Regions from separate parts of the Homo sapiens genome. Here regions 1 and 3 are each linked to region 2. Evidence: chromatin contacts called from ENCODE Hi-C or POLR2A ChIA-PET data. All regions are on one chromosome and are shown on one strand. The core of a region is the stretch at or near the end of the contact, and the rest is flanking DNA. Distances in the headings are between cores, read along the strand shown.

Region 1 (3,948 bases), core at 66-2,565, 240 kb before region 2:
ATGTTTTACTCATCCCAGGGTTATACAAATATTTGCCTACATTTTCTGATACTTTTATTGGTCAATTGCTGCATTTAGATCTTTCATTTATCTTAGGTTTGTTTTTGCACATGGAGTGAAATTGAAATCTACTGTATTTTATTCCTGACAGATAAACAATTAAACATCTTTTTTCTCACTGCAAATAATGTCACATTGATTATATATTCTTGGTATTCTTTCTTGTCTTTCTGTTCTAGTTCATTGATCTAATCATCCATTTCTTTGTCAACCCCTTACTATTTTGATTAGGGTTATTATAGTTTTATCTGGTAAGGCATGTTCCCCACCCCTCCAAACTAGTTCCAGAAAACACCAAATGCATTGGCATTCCGATTGAGATTACCTTCAAAATACAAATTCATTAAGGGAGATTGTTTTTCAATGGTAAGTTCTCCCATTGGGCACGAGGTAAACTTCCCAGTTCATTTTGGCTCTGGTTTTGTGCCTTTCAATGAGATTTTATAGCTTGCTTCAATGGGTTCTGCCCCCTCTTGCTAAATTTTAAAACTATATATAAAATTAAAACAGCTTTTTGAGATTCTGTTCAAGATTCTAAACTCTCTTCTTTACACTAGTGCCTCTTAAAACCACCTTCATTGGAATCACATTGTAAAACACTTATAAAAATGTATATTCTGGCTGGGCGCAGTGGCTCACGCCTGTAATCCCAGCACTTTGGGAGGCCAAGGCAGGCGGATCCTGAGGTCAAGAGATCGAGACCATGCTGGACAACATGGAGAAACCCCGTCTCTACTAAAAATACAAAAATTAGCTGGCGCACGCCTGTAGTCCTAGCTACTCAGGAGGCTGAGGCAGGAGAATCACTTGAACCCGGAAGGCAGATGTTGGCAACAGAGTGAGACCCCGTCTCAAAAAAACAAAAAAGTATGTTCCTATGTCCCCCAAAACTTAAGTCAAAATCTCTGGGTGTGCCCTAGAAACCTGCATTTAAATGAATTCTTACAGGTGTCACCTGTGTACACTGAAGGCCGAGGGCATTGCTTTGTCTACTTTACCCAAATAAGACCAAACATGCAACCTCTCCACACTTCCCTGTTTAACTGAGTTGGAATAGATCAGTTTCCAACACCTTCTCCCACTTGAACTTTTGAACAACCCCATCCCACTGCTTTGGGGGCCATGAGAACTGATGTGTGCCTCTCAGGAGGAGCATACCAGCATCTGTCAGGATACATTTTTAAAATGAGCTGATAATGCCTAAGACCATCATTGTTGATTCTGGCAAGGCTTCAAATAGCAGCAACCAGCAAATATTTCGCCCTTCCCGTGGTTTCTGGCAGTGTTGCAGCTGTTGCCTCATCTAGTGAACATGCCGGGCCTAAGGGCAAACAGACACTTAATTAGGTTAGGGTGAGCTTCAAAAACTCGAGAGTAGGCATAGCAGTAATGACCACCACACTTTCTCACTAAGAATACTCAATGCGTGCAAAGAAATAATTATCCCAAGAAGCCATGGTTTCTTTCCTCTACCCCCCACCTTTTTTGGCTGTTTTATTTGAGATCCATGACCTGATAGAATTACTCATTCAAAGAATGCAGTGGTGTTCAATCACACAATAGGAGCCATGCTCTATGAAATACCTGAAAGCCAGTGTTGGTCTTTAGATGTGAGTTTCAGCATGAGCTGAGTTTCAACAACGCTTGGTATCAACAGCAGAGTCCTATTAACAGAAGAAAAACAGTCCAATCCTGGCCTGACAGAAAAATCAAGGTGAACATGCTCTTTTTCTTCTTTTTTTTGAGACAGAGTCTCTCTCTGTTGCCCAGGCTGGAGTGCTGTGGTGCAATCTCGGCTTACTGCAATCTCCGCCTCCCGGGTTCAAGCAATTCTCTGCCTCAGCCTCCTGAGTAGCTGGGATTATAGGCACCTGCCATCATGCCTGGCTAATTTTGGTATTTTTAGTAGAGATGGGGTTTCACCATCTTGGCCAGGCTGGTCTTGAACTCCTGACCTCGTGATCCACCCGCCTCGGCCTCCCAAAGTGCTGGGATTACAGGCATGAGCCACTGCCCCTGGCCCAAAGTGAACATGCTCTAACCAAAAAGAGACTCAGTTTTCTTAAAAAATTCATGCTTGGTTGGTCAGACCATGCCCAGTGGGACCATTGTGGACATTTTCAACATAGTTGACTATATATTTTATTGATTGTTGTTGTACAAAATGACAACCATCTGCTACCTAGAAGCAAGGATCTCATATGGTCAAGCTGGAATTCAGGGGGCATCTTTTGTCTTTTGAGACTGACCAGAGCAGCAGTACTTCTTTCTGTCCTTCATCTCAGTCACAGACTGAGGGGACCGCTGGTCCATCAAGGGCCAGAGGAAACTAGATCACAAATGCACATGTGTGCACATACATATTCATCTATTCTAGCCTCCATTTATTTGGTTGTCTCATTGCCTATGCTATTTCTTATTTCATTGTGGTGTGTGTGTGTGTGTGTGTGTGTGTGTGTGTGTGTGTGTGTTATGCTGTTATGATGGCTTTGTGGTTTGTCAATTCAGCTAGGCTAGGGTACATTCCCCAGAATTTCCCAGTATGTGAGAGGGGTGGGCTATACCAGATACTCTCTCATAAAGGGTGGAAGGGAAGACGCAGGCATTCTGTAGCATGCACGCACTTTCTCCTAGGTGCTTCTGTGAAGAGACTTCACAGATATAAATAAAGTCCTTAATCAGTTGACTTTAAATTAGGGAGATTATCTTGGGTGGATTTTAATCAATTGAAATGCCTTAAAAGAGGACATATGTCTTTCTGTGTCCGGAATTGGTGGGTTCTTGGTCTCACTGACTTCAAGAATGAAGCCGCGGACCCTCGCGGTGAGTGTTAACAGCTCTTAAGGTGGCGCGTCTGGAGTCTGTCCCTTCTGATGTTCAGATGTGTTCGGAGTTTCTTCCTTCTGGTGGCTTCGTGGTCTCGCTGGCTCAGGAGTGAAGCTGCAGACCTTCGCGGTGAGTGTTACAGCTCTTAAGGCAGCGTGTCTGGAGTTGTTCGTTCCTCCCGGTGGGCTCGTGGTCTCACTGGGCTCAGGAGTGAAGCTGCAGATCTTCACAGTGAGTGTTACAGCTCATAAAAGCAGCGTGGACCCAAAGAGCGAGCAGTAGCAAGATTTATTGCAAAGAGCGAAAGAACAAAGCTTCCACATTGTATAAGGGGACCCGAGCGGGTTGCCAATGCCGGCTCGGGCAGCCTGCTTTTATTCTCTTATCTGGCCCCACCCACATCCTGCTGACTGGTAGAGCCCAGTGGCCTGTTTTGTCAGGGCGCTGATTGGTGTGTTTACAATCCCTGAGCTAGATACGAAGATTCTCCATGTCCCCATCAGATTAGTTAGATACAGAGTTTCGACACACAGGTTCTCCAAGGCCCCACCAGAGCAGCTAGATACAGAGTGTCAATTGGTGCATTCACAAACCTTGAGCTAAACACAGGGTGCTGATTGGTGTATTTACAATCCCTGAGCTAGATATAAAGACTCTCCACGTCCTCACCAGAGTCAGGAGCCCAGCTGGCTTCACCCAGTGGATCCCGCACCGGGGCTGCAGGTGGAGCTGCCTGCCAGTCCTGCGCCGTGCGCTCGCGTTCCTCAGCCCTTGGGTGGTCGATGGGACTGGGTGCCGTGGAGCAGGGGGTGGTGCTCGTCGGGGAGGCTCGGGCCACACAGGAGCCCATGGAGTGAGTGGGAGACTCAGGCATGGCGGGCTTCAGGTCCCGAGCCCTGCCCCGCGGGAAGGCAGCTAAGGCCCAGCGAGAAATCGAGCACAGTGCCGGTGGGCTGGCACTGCTGGGGGACCCAGTACACCCTCCGCAGCTACTGGCCCGGGTGCTAAGTTCCCCATTGCCTGGGGCCAGCAGGGCTGGCTGGCTGCTCTGAGCGCGGGGCC
Region 2 (3,903 bases), core at 851-3,350:
ATCCCACCTCAGCCTCCAAAGTAGCCTCCCAAGTAGCACCACCACACTTAGCTAATGTTTGAATTTTTTGTAGAGATGGAGTCTCCCTATGTTGTCCAGGGTGGTCTTGAATGCCTGAGCTCAAGCGATCTGCCCACCTCGGCCTCCCAAAGTGCTGGGGTTACAGGTGTGAGCCACCACACTCAGCCCCAAATTATTTTTTATATGTCTGTCTCTCCTGCATCCCCCATTAGAATGCACTGTCATTGGCAGCAGGCACTGGTATTATTTACAGTTTTACTTTTATCTTCTAGAAGATTTGTAGGATCATAGTAGGTATTTCAGTTAATGCTTTTCAGAAAGTGAAACAAGTGACTGAAGGCCTCAGGTATTGTTCCAGTTCATCAAGCGCATAGGCTATAGGAGCTTGGGTTCAATGGAATTTTTCCGATTACTTCATGATTCTCATTTACATGTCACATCTTTGCAATTGCCACTGCTTTTTCTGATAAGACAGGTATTTATCCTCTCTTCCTCCCTGGATGTTTCAAATTTTATAGTAACTATCTCAGTCTCATTCATAGCCTTTCTTCACCTAAGGTAGAAACACCATGGTTTGGACCACTCAAAGTACTTCCAAAACTGCTAGTTCAAGGAAAGAAAGAATGGGAAAATCTGTGACCTTGAAGATCTTGTCCTAAATATGAGCACCTGGTATAGAATTGAAATCTGCAGGTTCCAAATGTACATCCTATAAAACAAGATGCCTACAGCCAGCACAGGAAGGCACATGCCAGTGGTCAGCCTTGCAAGGAAAAGGCTTCCCTGGCGCTTCACCAGATTGAGTTCTCTATTCTGGAAGCACTTTAAGGAGGGCCTTTCAGAGGGCACTCCTAGGTGCTGAATGAGCAAGGTTTTCAAAATTCTTTCAGCAAGTGAGTCTAGAGTTGTCACCTGTCTTGAATTCCTGAAGCCACTCAAGTAGCCTTTGTGCCTTAAGCACACCTTACTTCCCTGCTCCTTAGAAGATTTACCAGCTCTGGCTCTTCAATTCTCTCTATTAATGAAGGCACATCACTGCCCAGAGGGACTGCAACATTTAACCAGTGAGAATTCTCTCTTTCAGCAGAGAATGCTGCAAACTTTTTAAAAAGATGGGCGTTCGTAAATACTTCTTTGATGTGTTAGCGGGATGAATGTGTCTGTGTAGATCTTTGAACAATATAACTAAATTCACATATTTATTATAGTATACTTTGGCATGAGAATTAAGCAAAAATGAAGAAAAAAATTTTAAGTCTTACATGCTAGGCTTGATGTCCCAAATGGGGAGAAAAAGCTGACTCTTACTTTGAAGGCTGAAGGGCAGAGGAGTTACTAGCGTGTATTTCAGCCCCTCCCATGAGATGAACTGCAGTAACTTGCATGGTTTGAGTTAAGGGAAATCATCCTCTTTGTGTGTGGGTGCCGTCCTAGGGAGGAGAAGACAAGAAAGTGGATGTGTTAGGCTGTAAATCTTTAAGGGATGTGTAGGTTCTGTGCAGGCACTTTCCTGCAATTACACAATACAACACTAAGAATGCAGCCACAGGCTGTGGTCACAACGCAGTGAGCTGGCCAGTTGGGTGACATCAGCTTGTCATCACCAGGGTAGATTTACAGCTAGAAGCAGATTGTGGTTTATTCTTCCTGGTTTTGCAAGAGGGATTCTGATGACTAGACAGCACAGAGCAACAAACTCACAGCTCTACTGGCCCTGTGCTAACTCCCCACTGTGAACAGGACAGCAGGCAGCAGCTAGACAGCTGAACAAGATTCATAAGAAGCCAAGAAAATCAAAACATACACCTTGAGAAGCCAGAGGAGGAAATCTAAGTAATCCATAGGCTCAGTCTAAAAGCCTTGCTTCTCCCCGTACTCCCTTCCCCCACCACTATGAGTCAGCATCTCTCTAGAATAATAAAACGCCACCCAACCCCTGCATCCAAGCTAAGAGTTTATTTCTCAAAAAAACAGTTTTCCATCTCGGAAGCTCTCAAATGAATTCAGTCAATATGTGCTGAGTAATTATTACGAGCCTGCCTCTTGTAAGATGTTGTGTAAGGTAGGAAAGAAAGAAATACAGCAGTGGTCTCACCACTGAGGCATTTCCGGTCTTCCTGGGAACACAGACGCACTAGAGGTGTGTGTTCTTTGTTTTCAGGCATAGTGCAGAGCTTGTGAAATTCTTTCCCTGAACCATCCTGGGTGGCAGCTGAGAGTGCAAATGTATCCCTGAAAGCCCAGAAAATGTGTTTTGCCTATGCAGTGGCTGCATGGAACTTCTGCAAACCAGTCTTTACTCCTGAGCCTGTGCAGACTCGAATAGCACTGAGTTCAAGTCAGCCTCTGTAAGTGACTTAGGATATGCTAATGAACAGTCATTGTAAGAGAGCAATATTCAACATTCCGGAGTTTTATTTCATATCTACTCTGTGCCTGACTGTGTTCTGCAAATTGGGGTTCTATCAGTAACCAAAAGAGACAAAGATCTTTTCCTTCAAGGAACTTAATAATAGTGGGAGATACAATAATATAATAAACAATTATAAAGTGTGTTATAAGATGATGACGGCTATGACAAAAAGGTAAAAAGTAGTGCAAGTACTTAAAAGGGTGAAAGGATTGGAAACCTGGGGTGAACGGTGAAGTAGGGTAAAATTACAATATGAAACTGGGTGGGTCAGGGCAAACCTGACTGAAAAGGTGAGATCTGAGCAAAGGCTCAAAAAAGGATCGAGTCCAGTGGATATCAAGGGAGGAACATTTAAAGACAAAGGAAACAGAGCGTGGAGTCTCCAGTGGCAGCACATCTGGCATAGTGGAGGAACTGCAAGTCTACCTGGGTTGGGCATGAGGAAGAACAGAAGAGGAGGTCAGAGCAAGAACGGAGACCAGTTGGTGCTGGGCCAGTGTCATGGGTTTGCCTTTTACTCTGTATGAAGTGGTGAGTCATTACAGGGTTTTGGGCAGAGAAGGTACAAAATATGGCTTGTGATTTGAAAGAAAGACTTCAGAGACGTTTGGTTTCTGCTGTGGCATGTAAAAAGCTTGGAAGTTATTTTTACAAGAAGAAGAAGCTGGATAAACAGAAAACTGATGGCTCGTCTCAACCCATCAGATCACTGATATTGCAGCGGTCACAGAAAACTCTGGACTACGGAGCGACAGGCGCATCCAGAAAGTCACAATGCAGATTAGCTTCTGTGGGGCAAAAGGTGCTGTGGCCATAAACTCCTAGGAACATTTAAATGATAATTTTCATGAAGTTATACAGGCTGAGGGTGGCCTACCATGAGATTAAGAAACTCACAGGCACCACGGTCTTAGGGAAGGGCCTACACTTTCAGGGGTTTTACTTCCAGAAACCCCACTAGGTTCTCATGGTGAAGATCAAGAAACATCCCCTCACGGCTCTGGTAGAAGGTGGGGAAGATTAAACAATGCAAAACACACAGGCTTATCCTCCAGAGCACAGCACTGCACAGGAGCCGATCCCACGTGGGAGAAAGAACTTCCTTCCCTACCAGTTTACTCCAGTTTATCTCACTGGAAAGAGGAAGGGAGGAAGAAACATAGTCATTGGGTGTCAGGGCTTCAGGGAAATAGATTGAGACTACTACAACCAGGGAAGGAAGTCGAGGGCATTAAAAAAAAAAAGTTTACCACTTTGGAAACATTTGTGAAGGTTACAGCCCGGAGACACAGGCCCAATTAAAAACAGATTTAATTGGAAGATAATAGAATGCTCCCCCTACCCCACACCTTACCAGCACACCAACAGGAACTCAATATAATAACACTAGATCCCAGATAATAGCGCTACAAGACATAAACCGTTTCCGAAGAGAAGCTTTAAGGGAAACCGAAAGTCAAGATGAGACA
Region 3 (4,173 bases), core at 377-2,876, 210 kb before region 2:
CAGCCTCTCAGGGAGTCAGGCACCTGCACCTGGAGCTGCCTTCCCTGCCGCAGCCAACGTGCCTGGCTGTGCACAGTGGCCAGACCCTGTGATCATTTACTCACACACCCCTTGCAGCACCACACCACCTGGCTCACCCTTGGCAGGCATGGCATCTGGGCTGGTAGCATGAGCTGGGTGCAGCCTGCCAAGCTAAGTGGGCAGAATGAGTCCAGTGGGCCCTAGCAAAACTTGGGTAAAGGCCACAGAGGTATCTGGTTGGAAAGGCAACGCCCGAAGGATCCTGTGACACTTACATGACAAAGAGCTATGCATTTGCTAGTACATGGCTGTAAGTTACGGAGCATTCAACTACCAAACTTAACTAAAAAGGATGATATTCATCTCACACAACCAGGTGTCTGGGGGTCTAAAGTCCAGGGCTGGTGGAATGGCTCAGGAGAGAGATCAAGGACTCAGGTTCTTTCTAAATTCCTTTTCTAAAGAACTTTCTTCCTCATGCTGCTCCTCTGGGCTTTGTGTCTGAGTTCCAGGCAGGTAGAAGGCAGACAAGACCAATCCTTCTGAATAAGGCTTTGTTATTTTCTCCAGAGGAGAAGAAACTTCAGCTTGTATCTCATTGGTCAGAATCTGTCACATGGTCATCCCCAGCTGCAAGGAAGGATGGGAAGGCTGTTCTCCTTGCTCCTCCATTATGGTGGAGGAAGGCAAGGGAATGGGCCATGGCATGTGAAAAGCCATTCTGCACTGCATCTCCCAAGCCAGGAACAACATTTCTGTCAAAGCCCTTTTGAGGAGTGTCTTTGAAGCATTTAGCCCAGTACCTGGAACATAGAAAGCACATAAATGTTGCTATTATTCATGCCACAGGGCAGACGACCCAAAAACACGGACTTGGCTAGCTGGACCTAGGGACTTGTCAACTAAATGTACCAGATTTTCAAGGTCGGTCATAATTTAAGTCATTTATTTTCTGAACATGCATTAGATAATGAGCCGTGATTTAGGGTTCAGAAAATCTGATTAACATACCAAGAAATAATTCTGGTGGCAAGAGCTGAAGTAAAAGTTGTTTGATATGGTTTTCAGGGAATCAACATATAAGCCTGGGAAATGCAAGAAATAGATCCGTGAGGCATTTCTATACAGAAATGCAGCAGCATAATAACTGTGCTCTGAAAAACAAACAAACAAACAAAACAGAGTTTAAATCTCTTGGGGAAATCTAGGCTTTATGGAATGACTAGGGCGTTTTTCCTTTGCCCGGTAAAAATTATAGAGAGGAAAAAGGGTTTTCTTACAGAACTTAACATCAATTTACAGGAGCTAGGATTCAGAACTCTCCACTCCCCTCCAGCCTGGAGGAGACTGAATCTGTGCCCCAGGCATGCATATTAGGAGCCATTTAGAATGCAGCCCCTGAGGGGTTAGGGCGCTCACTACAATTATTTCTGGAAACTGAGCCAGGGGTGAAGTTCCTGGAGCTGCCTCCCTGAGGTCTAGCCCACCCCATTTCGTGGTTGGAAAGCAAGAAGGAAGCAGGGATAGGTAATGTTTCTATCACCCATCTACAAATAGTGTGAGCTGCCAGCCTTGCTATGCGTAGTACATGAACTTCAAAGGAGAGGACACGGGCCGCAGAAACTGGCACCGAGGCTTGGCGTTCTGGGAATCTCTGTGTGAAGGCGAAGTCGCTGCTAAACTTAGAAATTTGATCTATTTCCTTATTTGCGACAGTGTCCTTTTTAGTTCCCTGTGGAATTCCAGGTCTGCCCTGCTAATTCTAGAAAGCTAAGGGAGGGCTAGGAGGAGGTCATATAATTGATACATAATGCACAGGTACTAATTGAAGATCAAACTCACAGGATGTTAAGGCATATTTCATTGTATGGGCCAGCCAAGTGTCACAGCCCAAGGCTTCAGCAAAGTGGGAGAGCCGTTTTCAAGTGCTCTGACCTAGAATCTGCTCTCTTTCTGTCAAATGCCAGAGCAGGCCATGTCACTTTCTCAACTGTTAAAACTATGCAAAGAGAAAGAATGCACAGAACGAAAGCAGGAAGCCAAGTCCTGATAATAAGCACCTGCAGCTTTCACTTTAGGGAGATGCACCGAGAAAGGCAAATCCTCTTAAATGGCAGGATTGCACTGACTTTACACTGCTAATTTAGGAATAGAAGTCACCAGCGTCTGCCCTTCCTAGGGTCCTTCAAGCCAGCTCAGCCCATCCATTATAATCTGCATGCCTCTAATGGTGAAGTAGGGGCTGCAACATGTCACTTAAAAATACCACAGCCCCCACACCCCTCTCTCTGGAAAATATAGGAAAATATCATTTCAGTGCCTACTTGCAGGGACAGGTTTGTCCCAGAGAACACAGAGAAGATTCACTGGGACACAGGCCCGGGTTGAGGAGAAATAGGATCTTGAAAGGACTGGACTGGACTTTCTCACTTCTTGCTTGAGGTCTCAGTGATTCCTCAGCAAGGAGGGAAGGCTGAGCCTGCTAGCTGTCCTTGTCTATTTTAGCCTGGCCTATATGGCTACCCATGTAACCGCCCAACGGGCTCACTTTGCCCACTGCCTGGACATAGCCGATTTATCAAGACAGATGAATTGCATAGAGACAGAGTAATTCACACAGAGCTGGCTGTATGGGAGACGGGAGTTTTATTATTACTCATATCAGTCTCCCTGAGCATTCGGGGATTGGCGGTTTCAAGAATAACTTGGTGGGTAGGGGGCAACCAGTGGGTAAGGAGTGCTGACTGGTCAGGTCAGAGATGAAATCATAGGTAGTCGAAGCTGTCTTACACTGAGTCAGTTCCTGGGAGGGTCCCACAAGATCAGATGAGCCCGTTTATTGACCTGGGTGGTGCCAGCTGATCCCCCAAGTGCAGGATCTGCAAAGTATCTCAAGCACTGATCTGAGGCTTTACAATAGTGATGTTATCCCCAGGAACAATTTGAGAAGGGTCAGAATCTTGTAGTCTCCAGCTGCATGAGTCCTAAACCATAATCTTTTGGCTAATTTGTTAGTTCTACAAAGGCAGTTTAGTCCCGAGCCAAGAAGGGAGTTTGTTTTGGGAAAGGGCTGTTATCTTCTTTGTTTTACGCTATAAACTATAAACTAAATTCCTCCCAAAGTTAGTTGAGTCTACACCCAGGAATGAATAAGGGCACCTTGGAGGTTAGAAGCAAGATGGAGTTGGTTAGGTCAGATCTCTTTTTCACCTTCTCAGATATAATTTTGCAATGGCAGTTTCACCCAGAGTTAATTCTCTCCTGTCCCATACAGCTTAGTGTGGTTATATGATTGCATTTCAGCCAATGGGCTACAACAAGAGTAGTGGGAAACTTCTGGAAAGGGTCCTTAAAATGCTGGGGTACCAGTGTAAAGAGTCAAACTCTGTAAAATATTTGAAGAGATTTATTCTGAGCCAAATGTGAGGACCATGACCCATGACACAGCCCCAGGAGGTCCTGAGAACATGTACCCAAGGTGGTTGGTTTACAGCTTGATTGTACCATTTAAGAGAACCGAAGTTACAGGCAAACATCAATCAGTACATATAAGGTGTACATTGGCTCGAAATGGGAAGGGGGTCGGGGGGCAGGGGAGACTTCCTGGTCATAGATGGATTTAAAGATTTTCTGATTCGCAATTGGTTGGAAGAGTTAAGTTATTATCTAAAAATCTGGAAGCAATAGAAAGGAGTGTCTGGGTTAAGATAAGAGGGTGTGGAGATCAAGGTTCTTATGATGAAGCCTCCAGGTAGCAGGCTTCAGTGCTCTTATCAGATCTAAAAGGGGCCAGACTCTTGGTTAACTCTTTCCTGGATCAGGGAAAAGACCTGGAAAGGGAAAGAGATTCTCTACAGAATGCACATTTTCTTCACAAGAGACAGCTTTGCAGGGCCATTGCAAAATATGTCAAAGAAATGTATTTTGGGGTAAAATACTGTGATTTCTTTCAGGGCCTGTTCTGTGTTATATGATGTTATGCTAGAGTTAGGTTGGAATTTGGTATCTTATTGCCACAAAGAGTCTGTTTTGTCAGTCTTAAGATATCTTTTAATGATAATGCTGGTCAGTTCTGCCTGAATTCCAAAGGGAGGAGGGTATAATGATGCATGCCTGACTCCCACTGCCCATCATGGCCTGAACTACCTTTTC

What was found. Hi-C counts contacts between places; a loop is a spot of excess contacts on that map. ChIA-PET counts read pairs that join two places held with the same protein, here RNA polymerase II (POLR2A). Pooled maps may share reads with other maps.
Region 1: a loop to region 2 is called in a map of mammary epithelial cell, with 10 times the contacts of the local background. The contact joins two enhancer-like sites. A Hi-C loop is called at or near these places in 1 of 168 maps with a recorded cell type or tissue (mammary epithelial cell) and 3 of 50 pooled maps. POLR2A ChIA-PET finds 5 or more read pairs at or near these places in 4 of 52 experiments (A549, AG04450, SK-N-SH and 1 more).
Region 3: a pooled map shows a loop between it and region 2 (2.4-fold over the local background). The contact joins two enhancer-like sites. A Hi-C loop is called at or near these places in 1 of 168 maps with a recorded cell type or tissue (IMR-90) and 3 of 50 pooled maps. POLR2A ChIA-PET finds 5 or more read pairs at or near these places in 2 of 52 experiments (AG04450 and Panc1).

What each region holds. Positions count from the first base shown.
Region 1 is chr1:232,867,801-232,871,748 of GRCh38, forward strand. The region is part of intron 4 of LOC101927711 (a long non-coding RNA gene); the gene reads left to right. Among named protein-coding and RNA genes, the nearest start is that of MAP10, 64 kb to the left of the region's middle. Within about 2 kb of position 1,316, at least 4 of the 41 ENCODE cell types and tissues checked have a DNase peak (open chromatin) inside an H3K27ac peak, as active enhancers do.
Region 2 is chr1:233,111,516-233,115,418 of GRCh38, forward strand. All of the region lies in intron 21 of PCNX2 (pecanex 2), which reads right to left. Among named protein-coding and RNA genes, the nearest start is that of NTPCR, 160 kb to the left of the region's middle. RefSeq lists an enhancer at 3,087-3,903. Within about 2 kb of position 2,101, at least 28 of the 41 ENCODE cell types and tissues checked have a DNase peak (open chromatin) inside an H3K27ac peak, as active enhancers do.
Region 3 is chr1:232,899,390-232,903,562 of GRCh38, forward strand. It overlaps a transcript of LOC101927711 not described here. Among named protein-coding and RNA genes, the nearest start is that of NTPCR, 49 kb to the right of the region's middle. Within about 2 kb of position 1,627, at least 6 of the 41 ENCODE cell types and tissues checked have a DNase peak (open chromatin) inside an H3K27ac peak, as active enhancers do.